Regions from separate parts of the Homo sapiens genome. Here regions 1, 2, 4, 5 and 6 are each linked to region 3. Evidence: chromatin loops called from intact Hi-C (ENCODE). Cell type or tissue: mammary epithelial cell. All regions are shown on one strand. Region 1 has its middle 54 kb from the start of MMUT. Region 2 overlaps OPN5 (opsin 5). Region 3 has its middle 650 kb from the start of PTCHD4. Region 4 has its middle 65 kb from the start of ADGRF4. Region 5 has its middle 370 kb from the start of PTCHD4. Region 6 overlaps PTCHD4 (patched domain containing 4).

Region 1 (5,000 bases), 640 kb after region 3:
ATCACCAAACGTGCTCCCAGTGGCATCTGTAACTTAGGTAGTAAACCTCTCACCTTGCCTACATTGTTAGCCCAAAGACACCAAAGAGGCTGCACATCAAAGTGAAAATGCAAAGCTGGGAATGATTCAATTTACTTTATAAAATAAAAAATCCTGCTGCCCTTTCATGAAATTATACTGTGTGCTTATAAATATGAATGTAAATGTATAACATAAAACATGAATGTTTGTATGGAATATTGTAATGAACATTTGTCATTTTTGGATGTCTAGCAAATAACCATTTTTCCTGTTTGAGAAGAAACCTAAATCCTAAAGTAAAGGTGAGATTCAGGCTCCATTTCTTACTACCTAAAAAACAAGAAAGACTGTGTTCTTCAGCCCTTTGGCAGCTAGCAGTGGGTATCAGGCATAGAATCAACCAATAGATGCCCCAACTGAGATTTTGAACATTGGAACCTTCAAACCTTGAGAGAATGATACAAGTTTAGAGAAAATTAAGACTTTAATAAAATACCAACAGAATCAGCCACAATATATAAAAAAATTTTACACCATGACCAAGTAGTTTAAATTTGAAAATAAGTGTAGTACATCATATCAGTAGAATAAAGGACAAAATCCACATGATCATCTAACTAGATTCAGGAAAAAAAAGCATTTTACAAAATCTAAAATTCCTTCATGACAAAACACTCAATAAACTAGGAATAGTATACAACTTTCTCAATCTGATAAATAACACCTATAAAAACTAAGCTAACATCATACTTATGGAGAAAGACTGAATGCTTTTCCCTAAGACTAGGAAGAAGACAAAAGTGTTTATTCTTGCCACTTTTATTCAACATTGTATTGGCGGTCCTAGCCAGGATAAGTTGCAAGATAATGAAAGGTAACCAGATTGAAAAGGAATGACTAAAATTATCTCCATTTTCAAGTATCATTATCTTGCATATAGAGAATCTAGAAAAAATCACTAAAAAATTAATTTGAACGAATACATTCATTCAGCATGTTTATGGACTACAAGAAAATAAATTTTATTTCGATACACTAGCAATGAACAATCTGAAAATGAAATTAAGAAAATAATTGACTTACAATAACATCAGAAAGAATTAAACACTGAGGAATAAATTTAATGTAAGGGCAAAATATATACCTTAAAAACTACAGAAATATTGTTGAAATAAATAAAGAAAAAATTAGTGTTTACTCAGAGCAGCTATGATAAAGTTGAGACTCAAGCAATAGCAGAGGGTCTAAGGATAAGATGATGGTGGCAATAGGGACTGATGTCCTGGAAACCACATCCAGTAACAATGGAGCCAGCAGCAGCATCAGCAAACTTCACAGGGTGAAATTTTGGCTGTGACATCATTCCAAATTTTGGTCCACCTCCATGTCTACCTCTTCAGCCATCCCTTAAGTTCAGAAAACTATGTATTGTCCTGTCAATAAATTCCATTTAGTCAGAGTTGTTTGCTTTGTTTTTTGTAACCCAGACCCAGACTTCTATAGGTATCACTGCTCAGTTTTCTCCTGCTTCTAACGACTTGGCTTATTTCCATTTTGTTAGAAAAGGAAAAGTTCTTATAATTTCCAAAAAATATTTTTATCAATTTATACGTACCCATTGGTTTCCAAATGTTTAACTCATTTCCACAATAACCTTATAATTTAGTATAACTTTGTAAAGTACATATTATGAACCCTATTTTAATATGTGAGAAAACTCAAGTTAAAAGAAGTTACATGATTCCTTAAAAGGAGGTAGACTCCAGATGGAAATCCAGATCTACTGAGTATAGATCCCAGGCAATATCTACTGTAGTAAGCTGTTTCCTTGATTTTCTGGCCTCAAAGCACAGAAAGCATATTAGATTGCCTCTTCCTAAGGAGAATGACATCTCCCAAAGTTTTATTTTCTTTTGTTTTTGTTTTTCAGCTGTTTGTTTGTTTTTATAGTAAGAACACTTAATATATGGTTTGCAAATATTTTCCTTTTGAACCTGAGATCTACCCTCCTAACATTTTGAAATACATAATACAACATTGTTAGCTATAGGGACTATGTCATATGGCATATCTTTATAATCTGCTTATCTGACGTAAGAGAAACTTTATACTAATGGAACAACTCCCCATTTCCTCCACCCCTCTGGTCTGGGAAACCACTATTATATTCTCTACCTCTATGAGTTTAACTATTATAGACATCACACATAAGCGGGATCATGCAATATTTGTCCGTCTGTGAGTGGCCTATTTCCCTTAACATAGTGTGCTCCAGGTTTATTATGTTGTGCAAATGGCAGGATTTTCTTCTTTTTTAATAGTGAATAATATCTTATTGTATGTATATACCACATTTTTAAAATCCATTCATCTGTCTATGGACACTTGTGTTGCTTTTTTATCTTGGCTATTTTGAAGAACACTGCAAGGAACATGGGAGTGCAGATATATCATGGTGAACCTGATTTCAGTTTTTTTGGATATATATCCAGAAGTAGGATTCTTGATTTATTTATATAATAGTTCTATTTTTAACTGTTTTGAGGAAACTCCACACTGTTTTTTGTAGCTGATGCACCATTTTACATTCTCACCAACAATGTGCAAGAGTTCCAATTTCTTCACATCCTCACTAACACTTATCTTTTGTTTATATATATATATATATATATATATATATATATATATATATATATATATAAAAGGCATTCTAACAGGCATGAATAATATCTCATTATAATTTTATATTAATTGCTCTAATGATCAATAATGTTGAGCATCTCATATACCTATTGGCTGTTTATATGTCAATAGGAGAAATTTCTGTTCCAGTCCTTGCCTATTTTTTTAATTCTTTTGTGTTTATAATCCTTGCCTATCATTTAGATAGATTATAATATAATATATATATATATATGGCATTTAGTGACAGGAGTTCCCTACATTTCCTTACATATTTTGGAAATTAACCCCTTATCTGATATATTGTTCACAGATATTTTCCTTTTGATTTCCTTGTAGCTATCACAGTTTTTCTGAAAATCCAGGAGTGCCGTCATGTACTTCCGATGCTGACCTCTCCTGGCCATTTGTGGTATAGCAGCTCCTTCAACGTAGCACACAATATTGAGGCAGCTGTCATCTGTTCACTGTTACAGATGAGCTGAAATGACCAGAGGCGCCTGAGAGGCTAACACTGCTAGGATGCACGGCCAATAATTCTAAATTCCCTTTACACAACTCTTGCCGTTATCCAAATCCAAGTTTGTAATAGGTGGGGACTCCTAAGAGCTCTCTCACCACTCAGCCTGAGGCAACAGATTCCTCTGTTGTGGATACCTCTAGACTCAGGGATTTTCCAAACTCGGTTTCCATCATTGATTCGAATTCTCTCATTCTCATCTGTGTTTCCTGGTTTCACACCTTTCTTTGCCTAATTTAACAATGTGCCTCGCTTTGATAATTGTGTCTCCACACTAGATAATAAGGATATTAAATTTGGTAGCAATATCAATTCAGAGAGAAGAAAAGCTGAACCCTTTCACATCTGAAATTCCATCTTTCACTTTAGGGAACTTTTAAAGTAAGGAGCTCTGTCCTAATATCTGAAATGATAATCCAGCTGCAGTTGAAAACAAAGCCTTCATTTTGGTCGGGTACCATGGACAATAACGACACTACTAAGAAATTTCATGGGTCATAAATTTTTTTAAGCCACTGACAACCAGCCCAGTCCAATTACTTGATAGGTGCATTTGTCAGTCATTCAAGCTCTATTTCCTCTTCATACTAAGAGTTAACTGCTGGATAGGATATAATCAGAAAGCACAGCTTTAACATGAAGATTATCCAACGTATTTGTACCATTTATATTATGGTTGTAGCCTGATAAACCATTTTAGATGGATTACTTGGGTGACACAGATTCTTTTTTTTTTTTTTTTTTTTTGACAGAGTCTTGCTCTGTCGCCCAGGCTGGAGTGCAGTGGTGCTATCTCAGCTCACTGCAACCTCAGCCTCCCGGGTTCACACCATTCTCCTGCCTCAGCCTCCCGAGTAGCTGGGACTACAGGCACCTGCCACCACGCCCAGCTAATTTTTTGTATTTTTAGCAGAGACGGAGTTTCACCATGTTAGCCAGGATGGTCTCGATCTTCTGACCTCGTGATCCTCCCACCTTGGCCTCCCAAAGTGCTGAGATTACAGGCGTGAGCCACCGCGCCCGGCCGACACAGGTTCTTAATAATAGGCTTGGAATTTTTCCAAGGGAAATTTCCTTAAAAAGCATACATATGATTTTGAGCATTTCTGAGTATAAATGTGGTCAATCCTATTGAAATTAAATTATAATATAGGCCATTAAATAATGTAATTTGATACATTGACCTCAGACATGAGAAAGAGAAATGAGGGAGACATTAGCACAATGATGGGAGTATGAGAGCTATTTACCCAAGAGGTTATGAAGCTTTGCATTGTTACCAGTCGCAGAGTCACAGTTAGAAGCTGTCCTCCATCACAGTTTTCATTTGTGTTGACTCTTTTCATCTTGCCTATAGTATTTCTGCTTTCAATTTAAGTCTTGTTTATTTCAGGCCTTGCGTCTGTGGCATCCTGATAATGACACGGTCATATAATCTTAACAATCAATGTGTCTATGTTTTCTTGGAGTGTAATTTCTTTGCCTTTGCAAGGAGTTGATGAATATTAGTACCCATTTTACAAAAACATGAGAAGAAAATAAGTACAATTATAATCAAACAGGGAGTACTTAAGAATCTAACCTTGGCCTTGACACTGTGAAGGATATAATAGAAGTAGAATCCTTTGGGGTACAAGGAACAGAATATGCAGCTTAAAAGTGGTTTAATTGATAAGAACAGTTATTTTCTTCTATAACAAAAGTTCTGGAGGCGAAGTAGTTTCAGGGTGTAGGTAGTAGTTCAACAACAGAACAAGAGCCCATGTTCCTTATACCT
Region 2 (5,000 bases), 980 kb before region 3:
CTGGTGGTTTCATACCATCAGCTGAATCACACATTTCTTTCTTTGCCCCCAAAATGAATTGTGGTGGAGAAGTAGAAATTAAAATAGAAAACTCTGGGTTTCTCCTGTTAATACTCTCCTTATTCCTTACTACTAAAGGCAGCTGTACCAGATTCTCATTTATACACAGCTACACTATGAAGCAAGAATTCCTGAAGAAATCTACTCTACATGTTAAGCTATGGAAGTAGGTGTATTCTTTTCTTAAATAAAGTCAGTAGGGATTGGGTCTTTTTGGATTTAAACTGGGTTTGTAAGAACTTTCGAACAGTTTCATTGTAATGCCAAAGGCAACTAGTCATTAATAAAAGGATATGAAAAAGTGGGAACACACTTATGGCATTGTTGGTAGGTTCGGTGGGTTGAGGGTCACTTTCTCTCCCCTTGGTGGGAGGGACAGTGCCCAGGTTCTCGATTGTCACCCACTTACCCTTGATATCTAGTCCAGTAGCAGCTGAAGGCTGTCCTATCTGCCAGACACTCAGTGTCCATGTCTCCCAAAGAGGCGGAAGTCCTGGGGCGTCTCTGGGAGATGTCCATTTTCTTGAAGGGAGTTATGCCAGTCATACCTGGCCTCTGCCTCTCCTGAACACTGGTGCTCCCTTAGGAGTTGACAGTGATACTGAAGGCACCTTCTTTGGTTGGCTTCATCTTCAGAATTTATCAAGAGCTAAGGGTTTAACCCTACTGATCAGAGGGAGGGAGTTCTATAAAGCCAATAATCTATAAAAATGGCTGAGGAAAGTACTCCACTCTGGGGGCCAGGACAAGAACTGACCATTGGGATTCCCACACTTTCCTGAGCCTCGCGGGGAAGTTAGCGATGCCTTTTTCTGGGTAAGTTCAGTCTTATAATCCCTGACTCCTGCCCCATTGGCCTGTCACTCACAACTCATGCTTTTTATTTCATCTTCTTAATTTAGATTTTTTTATTTAGAGTCCTCTCACTACCCTCTAAATCTATGGTGTCCATTTTTGAAGTTGAGAAGTGTTTCATATCTGAGTGAACTCGAAATCTTAGTTTTAACGATTGGAATTTTTATTTTTCCTTGTAGGGATTCTGTCCACATTTGGAAATGGATATGTCCTTTACATGTCTTCTAGACGAAAGAAGAAGCTGAGACCCGCTGAAATAATGACTATCAATTTAGCAGTCTGTGATCTGGGGATTTCAGGTAACACAACCATGCTGTGTTTTCTTTGTGGGTTTAAACTACTCCCCATTCTAAAGTACTCACTGTCTCAAACGTCACCCCCTGACATCTCTTCCCTTCACATCTCCTTCCACTCTTCGCTTCACAAATCAACTTTCAGAGTTTTGTGGTAAGTCAATGGGGTGCTGTCCGGCTGACAAGATTATTCATTTAATATTTATTGAGTCTTTTCTGTGTGTCAGGCATGTTAGATGCTGAAGGCACAATTTGAAATAATATGTGATACCTCAGATGTCTCAAAGTGTAGTGGGCTAAATGATTCAGAAATCAGAAATCAGGAGGCAAATCCCAGGTCAGTATTTTAAGCTTCTTTACACCTCTTCAACCCTTATGGAAGTCTGATTAAAATAAACATCAACAAAGGAATCTTGAAGGGTAAATGACAGTTGAAGACAGTTGAAGGCAGTTGAGAGGTGAATGTAGGAAGAGGAAAGAGGTGCCCTGCTGATGATATATGTAATCATGACTTAGTGACATATCACAAGCATAGGAAGCTTCTGGTTCAGTGGTCCTCAAATGCAACTCACAAAATATCATCTGGGGAAGTTCTGAATTAAGTCGTTGAGAGTGTTACCTGGGCATCAGGATATTTAAAATGAGAATCTACAGGTATGTTAATGTGTGGCCAAAATTGAGAACCACTGGCTTCTTTTTCACTTCTCTAATAACATGGCAAGGAGTTGGAAAAAAATTTCTCCTTCACTATAATTCAATTTAAAAAATATGAACCATTTTAAGTAAATCATTCTTCACTTTCTTCTATACAACTTCAGAGTTGCTTAGATGGACTCTAATCTGTCTTTGAATCCCAACATCTGCTATTTAGCTTATGGTTTTAGGTCATTAGAGTAGGGTAATTTGTTTGAACAGTACACAGCAGCTCCTCTTACCATTAGAAACTTGTTAGTAGTTTCCCGTCAAAAGCCTCCTTTAAAAAATATTTCGTGTCTGGGCACAGTGGCTTGCACCTGTAATCCCAAAGCTTTGGGAGGCTGAGATGGGTATAAAGTTTGAGGCCAGGAGTTCAAGATCAGCCTGGGCAATGTAGTGGGACTTCATCTCTACAAAACAAATTTATCCTTGAAGTCTGGGTATTGGGTAAAACTAAACAAAACAAATAAAAAATAGCTGGGCACTTGATCAAGTTCAGGAGTTCAAGGTTGCAGTGAGCTATGGTACTACCACTGCACTCCAGCCTGGGTGAAAAAGTGAGACCTTAATTAAAAAAAAAGAGTTTTCCGATATTTGTTTCTCTCTTCGCAAGTGGATTTTTCTGCCGATCTCTAAAAACAAGGCTCAATAATAATCCTCCGCATTCTGAGTCACTCTTTAGCACACAGCAGATGTGTGCTTACTCAGAGTTTGGATGGTCTTGGTTATCTGGGAAGGCTTTATTCAGTATGGACCTGCATAAACATTATGAACGCTTATGGTGAATGCACACGCACATTAAGAAGAGCAAGACATGCCTGGTTTTGTGAAAATAAACAGGACGAACCCCAGGGGATTTGTGAGGCTGCAAAATGGCTGCCATTTTTACCTGTTGCCACGCGATGGCGCTGTCGCAACAGGAACGGTAGCTTTCCTGGCCAGCTCGCCTCGCGGGCCCCTAAGGTGCTCTACCTGGTATTGAGCGTAACATGCCTGAATGAAACATGTCATTCCAGCTACATCCTTCATCGGTGAATAATAGCAGGCTCATTGCTGAACTAGACTAGGCTTGAATAAAAATGTCCTTAATTGGCCTGGTGCGTTGAAATATGCTCTCAGCCAAGCAAGTCGGCTCTAGAATGGTGCAAACCACCTCATTACTCTGCTTACGTCTTCAGAGTAATTCACCAGAAACCACTTTCTTTCATACAACAGGTTTCACTAACCCAGATCATTTTTTTCAACTTTGGAACATCTATAATGCATTTTCCCTTCCAATAAACGTTAAAACTTTGCCTGCTTTATTTTTTTCTGGCTCAGCTATATTCCATTATAAGCACCTCCTGGAGGCCAGATGTATGGCATTTATGCAACTAATACTTGTTGACTAAATATCAAGGGCTCCCAGTCGTGTGTATTATATACACGTGTTATATTAGGATAACCTCTTAGGATAAAGTCGTGTTATATTAGGATAACCTGGGGGGGGGCGGTGGTGGTGTTAAAAATATGTATAATGCCTGAACTCACTCCAGATAAATAACAATATTGGGAGGTTTGTGGGGAGGGATGGAACCCTGGATGTTGATATTTCAAAGCAAAGCAAAACAATCCGTCCAGCGATTCTAAAGTGCAGCCGGGTTCTGGAAACATTCTACTAAGTGGAAGAGAGACATTCTAGATGACACCCCAAAGTTTAATCCAAAGCTCTACTGAAGAAGGAAGCCTGAAATCGCTTTTGCTAATCAGGATCCCAGGCACAACAGATGTAATCTTACTCCATTCTGTCACTTTCACTTGTCTTTTTGCTGCCTTTAGCACCCACCTGGCTGACACCCACCTCAAGCCTTTTAGTTTGCTGTTTCCTCTGCCTCTAATCCATTCCCTCCAGAAGTTTATTTGACTTCTTTCCCACTGATTTAGGTATCTACCTAAATGTCACATCTCAGAGAAGTCTTCCTTAATGTCTTTATGTAAAACAACAGTTTCCATCTACCTGCTTTCTCTGCTTTATTTTCCTTCATTGTACTAATCACTACCTATCTTTCTGTCATACCACATCTTATATTACAAATTTAGGTGTTTTTTTTTTTTGTCTGCTTTACCTGTTAGAAAATAAACTTGTCAGTCTTGATCTCCACTTTGTCCTCTAGCACCTTGCTCTGTGTTTCTTACATACCAGGCATTGAAAAATTTGTTGTTGAATGGAAAAAAACCCCACAAACCTAAATAGTTATTTTACACTCCATTTCCTTGTGGACTCATTGGAATTAGGAGGCTGTCATATGAGGGCACCTAGTCTAGCAAGCTGAAAGATGGCACTAACCATCTAGACAACTAGAGGAGACGTGTGTCTAGATTGCAGAAGGCATTCAGTGAATATGTGTTGATTCACCGAACTAACAGGAACTCCTGAATACTTTTGTAAACCATAGAGGAACACACCTGGGAGAGCTGGGAGCTAGCACCTGCAGGCTGTGAATGTCAGTTACTTAGCTTTCCTAAAACATTAAGGTTAGGGAACCTTCTTTTGTGATATAGATCAGTTAGAGGTTTGAAGAGCTTCCTCAGTAATTTTTTTTTTTTTTTGTGGGGGGTGTGGTGAGGACTGAATAGGGAGGGCTACAGGTTATGAGGTAAAAGTAGAAGAATGCTTTCTAGAAAGTGAAAAAAAAAATTCTAATGGAGGGTCAAGGAATAAATAGTTTAAATCCCAGAAATCTGGATCTGGTTGTAAACAGCTTGGACCTCACATTTACTGAAATAGCTATACCGTATTTGAATAAGACATAACTTAACAGAAGAAGAAAAAAAGAAACAACTGAAACAGAAGGAAATGTGGAAATCTGGTTCTAACCTTAACAAAAAGGATTTTAAAATAAAATTCCTAAACAATTTTTTTAAAACAGTGAATTTTTTTCTTTGAAAAAGAGCATGACTTAGAAGCTGAATATATAAAACAGGTGAAAAAAATTATCTTTCCTGATTGACAGAAGGTGGAGCATGGAACCTTGGTTGCTTAATATTTCTTTCCCTAAATGACCTACCTACTTCCCCTTCAGGGGACACTCTCTCTCTCTTTCTCTCTCTCTGTGT
Region 3 (5,000 bases):
TTGGAGAATTTCAAGCATATGATTACATCATTAAATTTGAAGAATTTTGTATGTTAACTTTAACTAAAGGTCTGAGTTTGAAGGACTTATTAAATATCATTTTCCAGTAAGTACTGAGTGTGTGTATGATCTTACACATGAATCTCACGAAACAAAGTCTGTACCCAGCCTGTCTATTTCAAGGGGATGTCATTCTCTGCCTTGACAGGAAGTCTCTATATCTGAAGGGGTTATGTCTAATGGAATTGCCAGCACACAGGTAAAATTGTGTTACTATAGGTAAGTGTTGCCTTGGCTGTATGCAAGTTACCAATATTGATGGTATTTAGTGGAACATGATGGCTTTTCCAACTATATAAACCTGTGTCGTTATTTTTGCATGGAACTGTTGTCTTGCAAAGTCGTGAAGTAAGGAAGAATATAGCAGATGTTTTATATTTTGCATATAACCACAAGTCTGGTAACACTATGGGCATAAAATTAAGAAACAAATGTTCTAATCACTTTTTTAAAATTTTGCTCTTAGATTATTTCTCTAACCTAACTGAAACTTAGTAGACTCATCCAGAAGATTAAAGTTGGTCTGAGGATTCTTTCTTTCATTTTTAAAATGCTCTCCTTATGTATAGAAATAGCAGACTGTCCAGCACTCTACTGAACTCTAATAAACAAAACTTATATTACCTATGAGAAAGCTGGAACTTTCCAGAATATATGATGAAGTAGCCATTTCTTTTAAGTGATAGTTATTTTCTGATGAAAACCAGAATACTAGTTTATTGAAATAACTTCAGAAACACAACAAACTACTTTAATTAGGAAATAATCTGTCTCAATGTGTCCCATTTGAACTATTATTCTCTATTTAATTTCATCTGGGTCTTATCTATCCAGATTTCCTGTAGCTGATTATAAGTGTATGCCTACAGCTGGTTGTTCTCATATCAGCACTTTATATTTAAAACAACCAAACAAAGCAGAGAGTCCAGGCAAGAGCCCAGATTCTTCTACCCTTCCTACATGAGCTGCAAACATGTATTCAACAATAAGACTGTGGCCGGATACATTTAGTTTCATCGGAATACAGATTTAAAGCTTTTGATAAGTAATACGGTCAGGCACAACAGAAGTCTCCATTTCTCCGTATCCTTCCCATTCCTTTCATTACCCGATGTGCTTCACTCGTCTTTATTATGTGTCTGGTTTCTGAAGTTATTTAATATTGGGAACTCTGATTTGGCAATTGCATGTGTTTTTTTACTGTTGAATTAGTTTTACTCTATTTATTGTGTAGATTTTAATGATCTTGGCAGCAACTTTCTGACACTTGATAGGTAATAAAATTCTGAAACTTAATATAGGAAACCCTACCACTACCTGCTCATAGTGTTGCATAACAAAGTGAGGGGTGTGGTGCCACTAAACACATGCAGAGTTCTATATTTTAAAAATAACCTGCTAGCAGAGAGAAAATATGAAACCATTTTCTGCCTTCTACATATAAAAATTTTAAAATATAAAACCTAAAATCTTCTATAGCCTGGCTGGGATTTCCAACTATGAATAGCAATCACCACACAAAGCATTGATGTAATAAAGGAAAAATAACCACCCTTATTTGGTAAAACTTTAAATGTTAACAGTGCGATTTACAATTCATTTACTTCCATCTTCTTATCACAGTCAAGCATATGAGGACAGAAAAACCTAAAACAGATGGGTAGTTCAATGAATTTCTTAATCTTTTCTAGCTCTTTATCCTCAAAGGAATTTTAAATTCACTATTGTAATGCATATGTCTTGAATCAGGAAAACTGGTAGGGAAACATAGGCAAGTTATTTTCTTTAATTGAAGAGATAATCTGTGTATTTTCATATTTCCAGCGTATCTTTAAAAAACACAGCATTAACATTTAGAGCACTTAGAAAGTAATACAATAATCTGGATTTTCTCGAGTTAGTGGCCTTTCCTCCCAAGGTATTTACAGGGGATTGCCATCTACCAAGTGTGGCTGAATCCCCGGGCAGTCAGACTTCCGAATGCTCGAACGAATAGCTCAAGAGAGCCACCTACTGCTTATATGGATATCCAGTATGGAGAAAAAAAATGTGTCTTCAGTATCAAATTACATCAATGTAATGTTTTTGTCAAATGAAAACAAAAATACTGCTGTGGCTGTGTTAAGAAACAATAGTCAATATATCACATTTTTTTTCATTCATTTATCTATTGATGGACCCTAGGTTGCTTCCAAATCATAGCTATTGTGAATAGTGCTGCAATAAACATGGAATAAAAAAGGAACACTAAATTAGGCTTTAAACTCTTTGAGCTATCCTTGCCACTTCGTACTTTTTGAGGGACTTACCAAAAGCACAGATTACCAAGTAAAAAATGTATGAAATGGTCTCAAGTTCCAGATTTATGTGTTAGACTCTTTATCTCCTTTTCATACTATCATAGAGCATTTTCTGTTGCTCTCATTCTAAGAAGAAAATACAAGACTGAAGGTAGAAGTGTGTATCCCAGAACAAAATGTTTAAAAGACTGGCCAGTTAGCCAGACATGTTGCTGGGATTGCTCCTGTAATCCCAGCACTTTGGGGAGCTGAGTTGGGAGGATAGCTTGAGCCCAAGAGGTAGAGGCTACAGGGATTGGCCGGCATATTGGCAGTGACAGGATAAACTTGGAATAAAGACCAGTGCTGGGATTATTAATTTTATCCCTGCTACTAATAGCTCCTATTTATAGAGTTCTAGATTACAAAACCATGATCAGATGTAATTTTAATAACTACTTCCTTTTTTGTACTTGAAGAATTTGATGCCCACAAAGAAGGTGAAATAATGTATTCAAGGTCATACTATTATCTAGGTCCAGAACATGCTGGAACACAGGGATCCCCGAAGTTTTTATCTAACACGACATCACTATGCCCGCCAGATTCTTCTCAATTACATATCCATTCAGCAGATTTGACCTGTAGCATTACAGGTGAAGTAAGGTTGAGAAATTGATTCAAGTGAGTAATATGTAGCCCTGCACAAAGGGAGTTCCAAGTACCATGGGGTGAAAAACACCCAGATGTGAGTCACACAAAGCAGAATTCAAAGTCCAGATTTCTTTCCTTAACTGACTCAGTCACTTGCTATGATATTTTCATCAAGGGACTTAAATTCTGTGAACATGAGTTTCCCAAAAAGTAAAATTAAAAAAAAATCTATCCTACAGAATTATTTTAAGGATAATACAAATACAGGTTAAATGCTTTGCTCAAGTGGATAGTACATGTGAATTTGGGCTCATATTATTAGTAAATAGATTACCATAACATCAGGTAAAAGAAATGAGAAGCACTAAAAAATGTACTCAATGCTACAGATACTTGATATACAAATATGAATATTATAGAAGTATTTATACTGTGTATGTTCCCCTGCTTAAAAATATAGACTTTCAGACTCAGAAGACATTAAAATTAAATCTAGACACCTTTTGCTGCCATCTCACCATTACTACTCTGAGGCTTAAGTTCTTTTACTCATGACTTACATTTTTTAGAGCCCTAATAATACTTTTCAATAATAACTTCATTTATTTATCCCACAGATGAAGCAATGAGCAAATTGTGAAATAAATCATCTTTACCTGCAGGGAGTACATTCCAAGTTACTACACAACTTCCACTCTATCAATTAATATACATCACCTCCATTTGCTTGAACACCTTGAAAAATAACACCATGAATACAAGGATCTATCTTGTGTGCACTGGAAATGCTAATAACATCAATGTTTTCACTCTTATATGCATCCAATATAATTATCCAATACAATATTTATAACTTCAAATTTTCCATTTTGAGGAAGCATGTATGAGATTAAGATTTTTCTACATCAATTTCTCTTCAAGAACAAACTAATATAGAGAAAAATATATAACAATACATGGGAAACTTTTTGTTCCAGTGTCTTTGAGATTTTATTTTGTTTTGTAAATCATCCACTCATAGTTTGTGGAAGATTTAACACTTGATGTAGTGATGTTCTTTATCTCTTGATTGATTTTCTTGCTTTAATATGTTTCTAGCAATATTTTAATAACTATAGAATCACCTTCTTTTAAAGTTTTATTTCTTGTTGAAAATTATTCCTGATAACAAACTTTACATTTGAGGGATCACCATTAGGTTGTAGAAGAACTATTATGAAATTAGGAAACTATTATTGGAAAATTATAATTAGGAAATTATAACTATAAAGTTAGTAACAAATCCTAAGGAGCAGATGTACTTAATATATGACTTTATGTTAAGTTAAAAATTAATTTGTAATTAAAATGAAATTGGATGAGGAGGAGTATTTAGAAATCATGACTTACATTAATGAAACATTCTGGATTGCATTTGTATTACTCTCAGAATGTGTTGAGTGTATTAAATAACATTATACTCAATATTACAAATGATGTTTGGGAAAGAAGACATATGGAGAGAAGGCCGATGACTTTCCTACCATTCATTAGGTGTTTGTTATTAGCCATTACTTATTAGCTATTACACACACACGCGCACACACACACACACACACACACTTCAGTTCAAAAGTAGAGGTGGTAGTGCTGGTAGGGGTGGTGGGTGTGTTGTTAGCTCAATTCTGCCTCCTCAAATCAGATGAAAAAAATTGGACGTGGTTACAAAATAATTTTGTAGAAGTGTAATTCCATCTAAAGAGGAAAGTGTGGCATTAAAGTAATCTGAACTCATAGTAATTCATACAGTCAATGATAAGTGCCTAGTACAATTTTCTGTGGTGCAAATGAAATCACTTGGACCCATGTGGTTCTCAGATTCTTCTTTTACCTTAAATCACTAATAGAAAATTGATCATATAGTGGTTATAATATATAGCCATCAATCTAGCATTTTCAGTCTTCCAAAAATAGCAACTATATTTCACATGCACTGGAGATCTCTTTCTGCTGAGATAGTAAAACCAT
Region 4 (5,000 bases), 1.1 Mb before region 3:
TAGCTAATGTTTATATTGTGCTTACCACATACCAAGTGCTATTCCAAGTAATTGCTATCTAATTTACCTGTCTATCCTATCTAATCATCTCAACAATCCTGCGTGCTAGGAGGTATTATACTCCACACACGGGAAAGAGGCTAAGGAAGGTTAAGCAACTTGGCCAAGGCCACTGAGCTAATAAGGCCTGGAGCTGAACTCAGCCCAAGAAACCGAGTTTTGAAGCCTGTGCTTTTGCTCATAAGCTTTATTGCCTCTCTACATAGATAATATATAGGAAAGAAGGAGCCTGCCTGGGGAATATTAATTTCTTCTAGTCTAGTCTTACTTCTTTCACTCTTTGTGATCCTTTATATTAAGTCTGTCAACATTTTTCCACCAGTAAGAGACTAAATGTAAAGTCTATTTTCAGGGATCTCATAGTTTTTAGATTTCTCTGTGATGTGGTCACACAAGATTTTGGGAAACGTTCTTCATTTCTTAGTGTACATCTTTGCAAACTTAAATGGTTTTCATGGCTTTTCAGCAAAAACACAATAAACAACCTTACGTAGCTTCCATAAAGAAATTAAATGGGCCAGGCACGGTGGCTCATGCCTGAAATCTCAGTACTTTGGGAGGCTGAGGTGGGAGGATTGCTTGAGCTTAGAGCCCAGTCTGGGCAATATAAGGAGACCTTGTTTCTACTAAAAACAAAACAAAAACAAAAACTAACTGGGTGTGTTGGTGTGCATCTATAGTCTCAGCTACTTGGGAGGCTGAGGCGGGAGGATCGCTTGAGCCCAGGAGGTTGAGGCTGCAGATCGCGCCACTGCACTCCAGCCTGGGCAAGAAAATGAGGCCCTGTCTTTCAAAAAAAAAGAAAAAAGGAAAAAAACAAAATTAAATGACCACTAGATGGCAGTCAAATAAAGCTCAGCTTATATGTGTCTTGAAACCATAAACAGGTAGCAGCTGCAAATAAAATCAGAGAGGGCTCCAACCTTCACCCAGAACTGGGACACAACCAACCCTACTTCCCTAGCCTGATTACTTCCCCAAGCTAAGTGCCACATGATAGGGTAAAAAGAGTTGGGGCCTTGGAATCGAACTGATCTCGCTCTGAAAACTGGCTCTAAAAATGAGTAGCTGTGTGAACTTGGCAAATCACTCAAGTCTTATCCCTTTCCTTATCTAAAGAGACATAAAAACTTTGTTTTGCCAGAATTTAAACCCTTTCCTTCTTGCCGTTTACTCAGGGAAGAGGGAGAAAGGAGGCCCTGAGTTCTGGGAGAACAAGTCAGACAGCAGCAACAAAACCATCTTGCTCTTGTTTGTCATTTCTGTTGGATGTTGACGCCTTGAGGGCTCCTTTGACCCCAGGTTGCTGCAGTGAGTCCTGAACCTTTTCTCACATGTGTTATTTGCCACTTCCTGTCCTTGATTCTCTGGTGGCACCTCCCGTTCCTCCATTTTGTCCTGCAATGTGCTCCTACCACAACCAGGCCAAAGAGAAAGCAAATCCCATTTATGGTTGCTTATGTAACCAGCTCATATAATAGTTTTGTAGTGAGCTTTGTGCTCCAGGCTTCTTAAGGAGTTTCTGGTAGGGCATCTCTGGTTTTGCCACTTCTGTCTTTTTCCTATGTGAAGTCTAGTATAATTCATATAGAGTTGGAGTCTGCCAGTACAGTCCAGAGCCAGTGGTCAGTGGAGAGAGTCTATGGTGCCACGACCATGCCTGAAAAAGTGAATCCATTTTCTGCCCAAATTCTAAGCAGGAAATGACTTTTCTCTCCAAAATGGGGTTAAAATGTCCATATTGTGGTGATGATGTGACTGTAGGGTCACAGAAGCAGAGAATAGTCCTACCCCAGAAGGAACGTGGTCACCTGAAAGACTTCAGAAGTGAAACATGCTATATAGGAGGACAGAGCAAGACAACATCACACAGATCTTTCCACTGACAAAATAGCCAGCCATCTGCAGTATGCTTTAGGGAAAAGCAAAACCTTTCATGGATATCAGTAAGTCTTGACCCAGGGCTTAGACAGTATTTTGAACAAGTGACAAAACTAGTGATTATGATTCTTAATAGTGATAAAAATCCTGGAGTATGAGAAAAACAACATAGTATACATAAAAGTATTCAGGGACCGTTTCCTTAGTCTCACCAAGATTATCACCAGTTCCATGGAGAGAGAGGGAGAAGTAGAGAATGAAATAAAATAATGTATATTCGTTTTAGTCTATTGAATTTGTGAATGTATGTGTAATGCAAAAATGCCTTTATGTTTGTTTATCTTGATCTGAACCTGTGTTCTTACTGAGGCAAGAAAAAAATTGCCATTCAAAGGCTACATTCTCATCTGGCTTATTAATTAATTGATTATTTTTTTTGTACGTGTATGAGATGGAGTCTCACTCTGTTGCCCAGGCTGGAGTGCAGTGGCATGATCTCAGCTCACTACGTCTGCCTCCCGGCTCAAGTGTTTCTTGTGCCTCAGCCTCCCAAGTAGCTAGACTATAGGCATGTGCCACCATGCCCTGCTAATTTTTGTATTTTTAGTAGAGACATGGTTTTGCAATGTTGGCCAGACTGGTCTCAAAAACTCCTGACCTCAAGTGGTCTGCCCGCATTGGCTTCCCAAAGTGCTGGGATTACAGGCATGAGCCACCATGCCCAGCTGTCATCTGGTTTAAATTATAAATCACTGCATATACAAAATAAGTAGCAATCAACATAAAATTCCCTTGGGCTGTTTCTCCTCACTCAGGGATCTGCCTTTGTTCTTAGTGTGGTGTCTGTGTGTGCAAGAAGTGGATACATCCTCTAGGGAGCAGGAGGAGACAAGACTCCGTGTTTCTGAGCCTCTTGCTCTCCTCTGCCCCTTTCCTCCCTAGTTGAGTATTGATGTGAGAAGACATCTCACCTCTTGCCTGGCCCTTGCTCTTGCTCTCTGTGTCGGAACTTCTCTTGTTCAGAACCAGAAGGGCTCTGGATTAGCTTTCTATTGCCGCTGTAATTATCACACAAATTTAGTGGTGCAAAAACAATAGACATGTATTATTTTATATGCTGGAGGTCAGAAGTCTGACATGAATCTCACTGGGCTAAAATTAAGGCTTCCAAAGGAAGCTCTAGGGGGAAAATTCCTTTCCTTGCCTTTTCCAGCTTCTTTAGGCTGCTGGCAATTCTTAGCTCATGGCCCCCTTTCCCCATTTTCAAAGCCACCTGTAGAGGGTTGAGCCCTTCTTAAACTGCAGTCCTCCATCCTTCATGCATAATCACCTCTCCCTGATTCTGTCTCCCTCTCCACTCTTAAAAACCCTTGTGATTACATTTGGCCCACCTGTCTGAAGGCTCTTAATCACATTAGCAAAATCCCTTTTGCCGTGTAAGGTAATGTATTCACAGATTCCTGGGACTAGAATGTGTGTATATATCTAGGTGGCAGTGGTGGTGGTGGGGATTATTCTGCCAGCCACAGGCTCTCTGCTTCCTGTCAGATTGAAATGTTCCTATATTCTAGCCTTCTTTTCCCTATGCTGTGGTATTCACCCTTCCCTTCTTTATGGCAGTAAAGGAAGGCTTCAGACAAAGGATTCAGCTTACCAGTGAGTGAAAGTACTTTTTAGGTGGGGGGTGTTTTAAAAAATCATCCCCAGAATAAATAGTGACTTGCCCAGGGAGTTTTGAGGGGCATTGATGAATACAGTGAAAAGGAAACACTTTACCCTGGGAATAATTCACCATTCCAACAACTAGACTCTTAAAATTAGCTAGACAACTAATTTCATGGTAGATAATGACACTGGAAAGAGGAAGATAATAAGATCCCCTGCTGATCAAATCTGAGCCTGAAGCCTATTTAGTGACTAAGATAAGAAATGAGGTTATCGACTACTTAAACAACAAAGCTGAGGAAAACTGGGTGGTGGACAAAGAAGAGAAAATATAAATTAAAAATTTGAGGGTGAATTTTAGAACTTTAGAAGTAAGTTTTCCTGATGGCTGAGAATTCAAACCAACATACTTTCCTGTCCTTGTGATAAACAATACTGGTACTGGACATTCTTTCCTGTCCCAAGTGAAATACCAAAAGCAAACAAAAATAGATTAGGTACTTGCTCTCCAGGAAATATTTGCTCTTGGAAGATAAAATTCTGAATAAAACAAAATAGCTTATTAAGGGAGAAGACTACCCCTCATATTGTCTTATGCCCAATTTCTGCCTCCAAAGAAAGAAGAAGTAAAAACTAAAAGACAGAAATGAAATCCACAGGCAGAGAGCCCAGCGCCGCACCCTGGGCCTGGTTAAAGATTGACCCCTGACCTAACTGGTTATGTTGTCTATAGATTCCAGACATTGTATGGAAAAGCACTGTGAAAATCCCTGTCCTGTTCTGTTCCATTCTGATTACCAGTGCATGCAGCCCCCAGTCACGTACCCCCTGTTTGCTCAATCAATCACGACCCTCTCACGCAAACCCCCTTAGAGTTGTAAGCCCTTAAAAGGGACAGGAATTGCTCACTCGGGCAGCTCCGTTTTTAGAGACGTGAGTCTTGCCGAAGCTCCTGGCCTAATAAAGCCCTTCCTTCTTTAACTTGGTGTCTGAGGGGTTTTGTCTGTGGCTTGTCCTGCTACATTTCTTGGTTCCCTGACCGGGAAGCGAGGTGATTAACAGACTTCGAGGCAGCCCCTTAGGAGGCTTAGGTCTGCCCTGTGGAACATCCCTGTGGGGGACTCCAGCCAGCTTGAGCAACACGAATCCTGAGAGCGCTCGCGGGTAGGCAATTGCCCTAGTGGAACAGCTCACCAGAGCAGTGCCTGGCAGGCCCCCGTGGAGGATCAACGCAGTGGCTGAACACCGGGAAGGAACTGGCACTAGGAGTCTGGACATCTGAAACTTGGTAAGACTGGTCTTCGGAACTCGCCCACTCCATTTGAGTGGAAGCGTGGCCTGATCACCCATGGCAGCCTGTACCTGCGCTTTGGTTTTTGTTTTTGACTTGACTT
Region 5 (5,000 bases), 290 kb before region 3:
AGAGAGAGAGAGAGAGAGAGAGAGAGAAGTAGAAAGAGAGAGAGAGAGAGAATTACCATGTGACAAATAGGACAATCTCAGGGAACATCAGAAAAAGAAAAACTTCTGGGGGTTTCCACCTAGGCTCACTTAAGTAAATTTTTGCTGCCTCTCTTTTGGACATGCAAAGTGGGAAGGAGAGGAGGAGGTAGAGGAAGATGATCCAATAGAAGCCTCCATTAATTGTCCTCCCTATAGAAACACCACATTTATATCTACACAAAAAATACATTCATAAGAATCACATATCAGGTAAGCGATAACAGTGCCTGATTTTAACTTCATATCACTGAAAGAGGCACTAAAGGGAGTAGGAAAGAGCCTTGAACTTCCAACACCACTCCTCCCTCACCCAGCTCCCCTGCACCTGACAGTGGCCAGGTGGCACAGAGAAAGAATCTGTACACTCCGGGGAGGAAGAATGCAGTAACTGTGGGACTTTACACTGGAACTCAGTGCTGCCAAAACTGAGGAGAACTCAGACAACATGTGTGCAGGGACTATTTAGACTAATCCCAGCCAGAGGGCAATTGCCCATCCTAGCAGTCAGGCAGAACCTGAGTGTTGTCAAGTCTTGCTACTGTGGGCTAAAGTGCTCTGGGGTGCTACATAAACTTGAAAGGCAGTCTAAGCAGCAAGGATTATAACTCCTAGGCAAGTCCTAGTGCTGTTCTGGGCACAGAACCAGTGGACTTGAGGGGCCGCCAACTTAGTGAGACACCAGCTGGGGTGGCTAAAGGAGTACTTGCATCATTTTTCCCCAATCTCAGGAAGCACAATTCACAACTCCAAAGCAGACCCCTTCTTTCCACTTGAGGCAGGAGAGGAAACAGTAAAATGACTCTGCTTTGAAACTTGGATACCAACTCAACAGCAGAAGGATAGGGTACAGGGCAGAGTCATGAGGCCTTTATTCCAGTCTCTAGGGTCTGGAAAATATATCTAGACACACCTTGTCCAGAAGGGAACCTACTGCCCTGAAGGGAAGGACCAAGTCCCAGCAGGATTCCCCACCTGATGACTAAGGAGCCCTTGGGCTCTGAATAATTAGCAGCAGTGACTAGGTAGTACATGCCATGTGCCTTGGATGAAATTCTGAGATGTGCTGGATTCAGGTGTGACCTAGCACATTCACAGCTGTGGTGGCTATGGGAAGAGACTCCTTTTTCTTGTAAAAAGGTGAAGGAAATTAAAGGGGACTTTGTCTTGCAGCTTAGGTACCAGCTTGGCCAAAGTGGAGAAGAGCACCGAGAAGTTACTTGGGGACACTGATTCTAGGCCTTGGTTCTTGAATGGCATTTCTGTGCTTACCCTGAACTGTAGGGGAGTCCATTGCCCTGATGAGTGAGTCCTAGGTGTGGCAGCATTCACCAAAAACTAACTGACGAGCCCTTGGGGCTTAAGTGAACATCAGTGGTAGCCTGGCTGTACTCACCAGGGGCCTGTGGTGGTATGAATATGGAGAGAGACTCCTCTGCTTGGAGAAAAGGGAGAGAAGAGTGGGAAGAAGTGCATCTTGTGGTTTTGGTGCCAGCATAGCTGCAGGCGAATAAAGAACCAGGTAAATATCTAAGGTTTCTCACCCTAGGCCCTAGCTCCTAGACAGGATCTCTGGACCCACCTGGGTGTGGGGGAGCTCACTGCCCTAAAAGAAAAGACACAAGCCAGGCTGGCACTGCCACTTTATGATTGTAGAGTCCTAGAGCCTTCAATGAAGATAGGTGGTATCTAGGTAGTGGTTACACTGTGCCTTGGGCAAGACCCAGTGCTGTGCAAGCTTTAGGTCAGACCTAGTGCAGTCCCAGTAGTGGTGGACACAGGGGTGGTTCTGTCACCCCTCTCCCAGCCCCAGACAGCTCAGCACAGAGAAAGAAAGAGAGATTTCATTTTTTGGGGAGAAAGTAAGGGAAGACAACAAGTGTCTCTACCTGGTAATCCAGATAATTCTTCTGGAACTTAACAAAGACCATAAAGGCCATACCTCTGTGATGCTGCAGGAACTCCAGTGTTACTGGGGTTGGAGTGCCCCCTAATGCAGATATAGCTGCAGTGACTAAAACCTTAGCTCTCAACACCCAAGTGCCTTTGAATACCTGAAAAACTATCCCAACAAGAATGGGTAAAGACAAGCCCAGTCTATGAGAAGTACAATAAATACCTAACTTTTAAATGACTAGACACTGACAAACATACACAAACATCATGAACATGCAGGAAAACATGACCTTACCACATGAACTAAATAAGTCACTGGGAACAAATCCTGGAAAGACAGAGCTAGGTGACCTGTTAGAGAATGCAAAACGGCTGCTTTAGAAAACTCAAAGAAATTCAAGATACCACAGAGAAGGAATGAACAACTCCATCAAAAAAATTTAACAAAGACAGGGAAATATTTTACAAGAATCCAGAAAAAATTATGGAGTTGAAAAATGCAATTGACATAATTAAGAATGCATCAGGATCTCTTAATAGCAGCAGTAATCAAGCAGAAAAAGAATTAGTGAGCTTGAAGACAGGCAATTTGAAAATACTCAAGGGAGGCAAAAGAAAAAAGAATAAAAAAGAACAAAGTGTGCCTACCAGATCTAGAAAATAGCCCTAAAAAAGTTATTATCTAGCCTCAAAAGAGTTAATGGCCTTAAAGAGGAGGTAGAGATTAAGATGGCAGAGAAAGTCTATTCAAATGAATAATAGCAGACAACTTCCCAGACCTAGAGAAAGATATCAATATCCAAGAACAAGCAGGTTATAGAACACCAAGACGATTTAACCCACAGAAGCCTACCTCAAGCTATTTAATATTTAAACTCCCAAAGTTCAAGGGGAAAAAAAGAAGCCTAAAAGCAGCAAGAGAAAAGAAACAAATAGCATGCAATGGAGCTCCATTACATCTGACAGGAGACACCTTACCGGCCAGTGGAGAGTGGCATGTCACATTTAAAGTGCTGAAGGAATAAAATTTTTACCCTAAAATAGTACATCTGGTGAAAATATCCTTCAACCATGAAGAAGAAATGAAGACTTTCTCAGACAAAGGAAAGCTGAGGGTTTTTATCAACACCAGACCTGTCCCATAAGGAATGCTGAAGGCAATATTTTAATCAGAAAGAAAAGAATGTAAGTGAACAATAAGAAATCGTCTGAAGGTACCAAACTCACTGGTAATAGTATGTGCACAGAATATCACAGAATATAATACTGTAATTGTGGTGCGTAAACTCATATCTTAAGTACAAAGATGAAATAAAGAATTGATCAAAAATAATAGCTACAAGAACTTTTCAAGAAAGGAACTACAGCAAGATATAAACAGAAAGAGCAAAGAATTAAAAAATAGGGAGACGAAGTTGAAGTGTAGAGTTTTATTAGTTTTCTCTTGCTTGTCTGTTGTTTTATTTGTTTGGTTATGTAATCAGTGTTAAGTTGCCATCAGTTTAAAATAATGGGTTATCAGATAGTATTTGCAAACCTCCTAGTAACCTCTAATCTAAAAACATACAATGGATACAAAAAAAAAAAAGCAAGAAATTGAAACATACTACCAGAGAAAATCATCTTCACTAGAAGGAAGACAGGAAGAAGGAAAAGAAAAAAAGACGACTACAAGTATCTAGGAAACAAATAATAGAATGGTAGGAGTAAGTCCTTTCTTATCAATAATAACATTGAATATAAATTGACTAAATTCTCTAATGAAAATGTACATTGACTGAATGAATTAAAAATTATACCAAACAATCTGTTGCCTACAAGAAACATACTTCCCTTATGAAGACCCAGATAGCCTGAATATAAAGGGGAAGGACAAGATACTTCATGCCAATGGAAACCAAAAAAAGAGCAGTAGCTATACTTGTATAAGACAAAATAGATTTCAGACAAAAACAACAAAAAGAGACAAAGAAGGCCATTATGTAATGATAAAGGGGTCAAATCAGCAAGACGATTTAACAATTATAAATATATTTGCACCTACCACTGGAGCTCCCAGATATAAAAAGCAAAAGTTATTAGAGCTAAAGAGAGAGTTAGACAAAAGGAATTTTGGAAACCACACAAACAAATGGAAATAAAACAAAATGCTCCTGAATGACCAGTGGGGTCAATGAAGAAAGTAAGAAGAAAATTGAAAGTTTTCATTAAACAAATGGTAATGAAAACACAACCTACCAAAATCCATGGGATACAGCAAAAGTAGTACAAAGAGGGAAGTTTATAGCTGTAAGTGCCTACATCAAAGAAGAATATAAACTTCAAATAAACAGCTTAATGATGCATCTTAAAAAAATTAGAAAAACAAGAGCAAACCAAACCCAAAATTAGTAGAAAAAAATAATAAAAATGAGAAAAGAAATAAATGAAATTGAACTGAAGAAAACAATACAAAAGATCAATAAGCAAAAAAAGTTCTTTTGAAAAGATAAACAAAATTGACAAAACTTTAGCCAGATTAACTAAGAAAAAGAGAGAATACCCAAATAAATAATATCAGAGATGAAAAAGAAGACATTACAACCAATACTGCAGAAATTCAAAGAATCATTGTAGACTACTATGAGCAACTATATACCAATAAATTAGGCAATCCAGAAGAAATGAATAAATTCCTAGACACATACAACCTACAAACAGATCCATGAAACAAATCAAAACCTTATAACAAGTAACAAGATCCAAGCCATAATCAAATGTCTCCCAGCAAAGAATAGCACAGCACCTGATGGCTTCACTAATACATTTTACCAAACATGTAAAGAACTACTACCAATCCTATTAAAACTAATCCAAGAAATAGAGACAAAGGAAAAACTTCCAAACTCATCGTATGGGGCCAGTATGATTCTGTTACCAAAAGCAAAGATACATTAAAAAAAAAAAAGAAAGAAAGAAAAAGAAAAAAGAAAACTACAGGCCAATTATCTCTGATGAACATCGATGCAAAAATCCTCAATCAAATA
Region 6 (5,000 bases), 680 kb before region 3:
CGGAATGCAGTGGCACGATCTCAGCTCACTGCAACCTCCACCTCCCAGGTTCAAGCTGTTCTTCTGTCTCAGCCTCCTGAGTAGCTGAGACTACAGGTGCACGCCACCACACCTGACTGATTTTTTGTATCTTAGTAGAGACGGTGTTTCACCATGTTGCCCAGGCTGGTCACAAACTCCTGAGCTCAGGCTATCCCCCTGCCTCGGCCTCCCAAAGTGCTGGGATTACAGGTGTGAGCCACCCAACCAGCAAGAGTACTTCTCATTAAAAAAAAAAAAAATTAGTCTGGGCCCTGAGCTCACAGTCACCCGATAGTTAAGTCTGCAAGAGTGAAGGAAATTTACTGTTGATGGTATGGTTCAATAGCACACAATGGATTCAAATATTTTCTGCAAAGTACCTGCTGATGAATAATACATGCATAGCAAGGGGTTTAAATACCTTACATTTTTACAAGCTTTGTAAATTTATAAAAATTAAGTTATTTTCTGCTTCATACTTATTTTTATCACTATCAGTTATAACACATCTTAGCAGATTCCACTTCAGGTCATGCTTAATTAGTGTTTTCTTGGCTTTTTTTAGAACATTCTCACATATAAGCATATTGATAGAGGTTAATTTTCCAGTCACTTCAAACTTGCCATTGACTTCTCTAATAAGGAACAACTGACTAGAATTGATAACATGAGTTGATCATCAAGAACCAAGAAAAGCCTCTCAAGATCATTTGCCTTTTTCATTTTTAGCTGACTATTGATATACTCACAGTGTTTTCAATTCTTTGAGAAACTATTCTTGCCAGAAAGTTGACAGTCCTAATTACTTTCTCTAGCTGCATTTCTTTAGTTGCTGCAATCACTCATGATTTTATACTACAACATCAGCAAAAGGATTTCCTTGCTTGGCTGATAAGTGAGCTGCTGAGAAATTTAGTTGCAGCCTCATTTTTGTATTTCATTTTTTGAAGAAATTCTGTCATGATAAGATATTCCATTTACAATTTTCTATTTTTTTCAGATTGCTGTTTATCTATGAGTTAGGGATGTGATGCGTGCTTAGTCTGGTAATGGCAATATTTTATTCTTTTAGCTGAGCTATCGTGTCATTGCTTAAAAAACAAACTTTTTTTCATCTAATTTGACAATGAAAGAATCCACACTCCATTGTACTATAAGACTGCAACGTTCAGAGTCTAATATTTTTTGGTTTTGACATGACCTGTAACAATAATTAAAAAAAAAAGTGGTACAGCAATATTCACAGCATCCGAAATGTTGTAGAATTATAATTGTGTCACTATGATTTACAGTGGACCAAAGAGCAGTGCAAAGCAATAAGAGTGCAAAATATGGTCTGTGTCACATACTCGACTCTGATGTAGTGGTGTGAAAGCAGCCACTGACAATGTGTAAACAAATGAGCAGCGTTATGTCCTAATAAAAGTTTAATTATGGACACTAACACTTGCATTTCATACAGTTTTCACTTGCACAAAATTATTATTCTTTTCTTATATTCTTACCTTGACAATTTAAAGAAGAAGACCCCATTCTTAGTTCATTATTTATAAATAAACAGGCAGCAGTCTGAATCTGGCCTTTGGGCTGTAGGTGGCAGACTCCTGCACTAGAAGAATATTCTTTAATAAAAGTCTAGTATCCATCAAAAAAAAAAATCAAAAAAATTCAAATACAAGGAAATATTACCAATTTCTGTTTTTTTTTCCCTAATATATATCAATGAAAAATAGCAGGGCAGAACAGGGATTGTGGAGGCAAAAAGGAGAAGATATACTCACTTATTTTTCAGAGCAAGTCTGCTTACAAATGAACTAAACATTTTGTGTCTATGAGTAGGAGACAGTAGAATGATGTAAATAAAAAGTGGCGTTTGCATTTTTCCCCTTAGCTTTTCTTATTTTCATGGGGGAAAAAGACTCAGACTTATAAAGTTATAAAGTGAGTATGTGTATCAAGGAAAACATCCAATATGTAGAAAGAAATGAAACAATTCCACCTTGAGGCTCTATGGTTGCTATGTATTTTTTAATCACCCCACAAATGTTAATATCTGTCCTACCACTTTTGTTATTCTTGTTCTTTTCTAAATGGGTGAATAAGAATCTTTTCACGTTAATAATGCCTTTAGTTACTATTTTTTTCAAAATTATATATTAAATATAAAGGAACTGTTTGTTCCAAAGTAGGCTTTCAGCAGAGTTAGAGAAGCCTAGCACTTAAAACACTGACATGGTAGACACAGAGACTGCTGCCAATTCCACTCCTATCACCTACCCACCAATCCTCCCCTCTTTTCTATGCCTATGTCTTTGTCTGTGCAGTAATGTGACATGGCATTTGTTTCAGGACAGGTCTAGCCTCAGCCCAGAAAAATGTGAAATGGATTTAATGTTAACTCTTTGTGACCATCTTTCAGTTTTTTTCTCCTCTGGTCTGTCCAGTTTCTTCTGATCTATCCAGTATCTTCAGTCTATCCAGTATTTTCAGCAGCTCCAACACTCTGAGTCTTATATTTAGTAGTTGTTTTTTCCTCTATGACTATAACTAATATCTTTATGCTTTTAAGCAATAAAATAACAAATTTCATAAACAAAATTGTCTACTAATATAAGTTACTAATAAGGAATTATAATGTAATAATGATGCTGTTAATATTAATGATGTTAATTATACTAATTTACATTCATGGGGCCCTTACTAAGAGACAGGACCCTTGCATACATTGTCTTATTTAATCTTCAAAATAGTCCTAGGTGGGCAGTAATCATTGTTACAGGGTTCTAGGTAAACTAATTGAAGCTCTAAGAGGATAAATAACTTTCTTAAGGTCTCATAACCACTAGATGGCAGAGCCTGGATTCAAATTCAGAATTATCGTTCTTCAAAGCCTGCATATTTATTTTAAATAGGAAGCTGACAAAGCAAATGGAAAAAGTCATACCTATCTAAAAGAATTAACCTACTGTTGTGTGAACTCTCCTTTCCTTCAGCTCTCAGTTTTGAGTTAGGCCAGTAAGACAAGGGTCAGTCATTTTATCTATGTATATTTAGTCTTAATGGAACAATTATATGGTGGTCCTTAAGCAGTTAGATTTTAGTTAAATCATGTAGTATACAGAACATGTTGACATAAAAACAACTAACTTATCAGTAAGAATATTAATGTTATTTAAAAATATATAACCCAATTGGCTGCAGTAAAGTAAGACTGTAGCCATAATTTTATTTCAAAAATCAAAATAAAATTTTAAGTGGGCATGCTAGGTTACAAGACCATCAATAAGGGAACTCAGGATCATAGATTCCTTGCCATTTCCCATAAGTTTTATAAGGTAGCATGTAGTGTTTTGTTGATCTGATAAAACACAAAGCAATATTCTTTGTGTTTTTTAGAGGTCTCATTTGACAGCCTTTTAGTGTGCCCCGTTTGGAAGGGTGGGTCCCCTAAATCAGAACTGATTAATTTTTCTCTCTTAACATAATTTAGATGCTCAACAAATAGGTTGATTTGGTTTAAGGAAATCTAATGAAAATCCTAAGTTCTTAAATGGGTAAGTGATTTGTAGTTTACAATATTTCCTTTCTTCATAAAAAGCAATTGACCTTTTGGGCTCCGTTTAATGACTGTCAACTGATAGTGTTAAAGACGACTATGGAATAGAGCAAACAAAAGCTGTGCATAAAATGAATGCTCCTAAATTTGGATGATTGTGTAAATGTGAAAGTTATTGAAGGTGACTTATCTCTTAAAAGCTGTGATATGAAAATCAGCAAAAATCCAGCTAAGTCTGACAAATCTTGTAGGAATACCATTAAGCATTCGATGAACTAAAACGCTGTGGTTTTAGTGCAGTGAAAATTTACATGTTTCACACAGTCAGAATTAGCTCTCTTTTCTCCTGTCACATAAGCTTTGCCCAAATCTCTAGTTTAAAGGAATGGGGGATGGCCAGGTGCAGTAGCTCACTCCTGTAATCCCAGCGCTCTGGGAGGCCGAGGCGGGTGGATTACCTGAGGTCAGGAGTTCGAGACCAGCCTGGCCAACCTGGTAAAACCCTGTCTCTCCTAAAAATACAAAAAATTAGCTGAGTGTGGTGGCGGGCGCCTGTAATGCAGGTTACTCAGGAGACTGGGGCAAGAGAATCGCTTGAACCCAGGAGGCGGAGGTTGCATTGAGCCAAAAATCACACCATTGCACTCCAGCCTAGGCAGCAAGAGTGAAGCTCCATCTCAAAACAAATAAATAAATAAATAGGAATGGGGGTAATCATTACTATGATGCAAGCTTTCCTATGTTGAAGACAGAGGTACACCAGTGCCATAATGGAGTGAGATCAGTAGCAGCAAGGGCAGAAATTTCCAAAAGACTAATAGCAATTAAATAGTAGTGATAGCAGAAGAATTTACCATGTCTGTATTCTAAAGCAGACATGGTTTTAGGAATAATCTAAGTATTCTTTATTTAATACTTTCCATAATATTGAACTCTGAGACTCTGGGAAATTATGATCACAAATTAAGTAGTGGAATAGGTTGAAATCCTGTTATTCTGTCTCTGTGGGATAAAGAAGAATCACAATAGCGATAACCACACAGAAATTTTTGTTTTAACAGATTTTAGTGATAGATAATAAAATCTTAACACATGTTAATGCATTTAGTCATATAGTCATTGTAAAGACAACTAATAACCATATTCAGATATGTACGATTAGAGACCAACAATGAATCTTTTGAAAACTAATGTATAGATTATTGTTTTAATTTTAACCTTTATTGACCCGTTATTGAATTGCAATCTTGTATATGATTTTGTAGTTTTTTGTTCTTAAACGTCAATCCACTTAATCAGCTCTTTAAATAGTATTTGATATCTCACAAAGCCAGTTGAGCAAAACCTATTCATTGTGAAAGCATTCAATGTATTTATCAATTGCATTTGAAATTCTTATTCCCAAAGTTGTGAATCACAATTT

The links. A loop is a pair of places that touch in the nucleus more often than their neighbours do. Peaks named below come from ENCODE experiments on the same cell type or tissue, not always from the same donor. Only the 100,000 strongest peaks of a DNase experiment are listed, where the experiment ranks them.
Region 1: a loop joins it to region 3, with 6 times the contacts of the local background. A loop is called at or near these places in 9 of 110 quality-filtered maps.
Region 2: it touches region 3 in a loop (20-fold over the local background); 53 of 110 quality-filtered maps call a loop at or near these places.
Region 4: a loop joins it to region 3, with 6 times the contacts of the local background. A loop is called at or near these places in 8 of 110 quality-filtered maps.
Region 5: it touches region 3 in a loop (12-fold over the local background); 3 of 110 quality-filtered maps call a loop at or near these places.
Region 6: it touches region 3 in a loop (17-fold over the local background); 23 of 110 quality-filtered maps call a loop at or near these places.

What each region holds. Positions count from the first base shown.
Region 1 is chr6:49,407,019-49,412,018 of GRCh38, forward strand. No RefSeq gene overlaps it. Among named protein-coding and RNA genes, the nearest start is that of MMUT, 54 kb to the right of the region's middle. In mammary epithelial cell, a CTCF peak has its summit at 3,113 (motif pointing left); a DNase peak (open chromatin) is centred at 3,133.
Region 2 is chr6:47,785,421-47,790,420 of GRCh38, forward strand. OPN5 (opsin 5) reads left to right here. Exons shown (of 7, transcript NM_181744.4): 2 at 1,095-1,214. Among named protein-coding and RNA genes, the nearest start is that of OPN5, 5.9 kb to the left of the region's middle. In mammary epithelial cell, CTCF peaks have their summits at 2,807 (motif pointing right) and 4,939; DNase peaks (open chromatin) are centred at 2,971 and 4,291; H3K27ac peaks cover 2,026 bases.
Region 3 is chr6:48,763,489-48,768,488 of GRCh38, forward strand. No RefSeq gene overlaps it. Among named protein-coding and RNA genes, the nearest start is that of PTCHD4, 650 kb to the left of the region's middle. RefSeq lists an enhancer at 1,545-2,142. In mammary epithelial cell, a CTCF peak has its summit at 2,072 (motif pointing left); DNase peaks (open chromatin) are centred at 2,053 and 3,073; H3K27ac peaks cover 1,580 bases.
Region 4 is chr6:47,630,589-47,635,588 of GRCh38, forward strand. No RefSeq gene overlaps it. Among named protein-coding and RNA genes, the nearest start is that of ADGRF4, 65 kb to the right of the region's middle. In mammary epithelial cell, CTCF peaks have their summits at 899 (motif pointing right) and 2,814; a DNase peak (open chromatin) is centred at 893.
Region 5 is chr6:48,474,385-48,479,384 of GRCh38, forward strand. No RefSeq gene overlaps it. Among named protein-coding and RNA genes, the nearest start is that of PTCHD4, 370 kb to the left of the region's middle. In mammary epithelial cell, a CTCF peak has its summit at 2,067 (motif pointing left); a DNase peak (open chromatin) is centred at 1,067.
Region 6 is chr6:48,084,791-48,089,790 of GRCh38, forward strand. The region is part of intron 1 of PTCHD4 (patched domain containing 4); the gene reads right to left. Among named protein-coding and RNA genes, the nearest start is that of PTCHD4, 24 kb to the right of the region's middle. In mammary epithelial cell, CTCF peaks have their summits at 1,611 (motif pointing right) and 2,874 (motif pointing right); no DNase peak of the experiment used is centred here.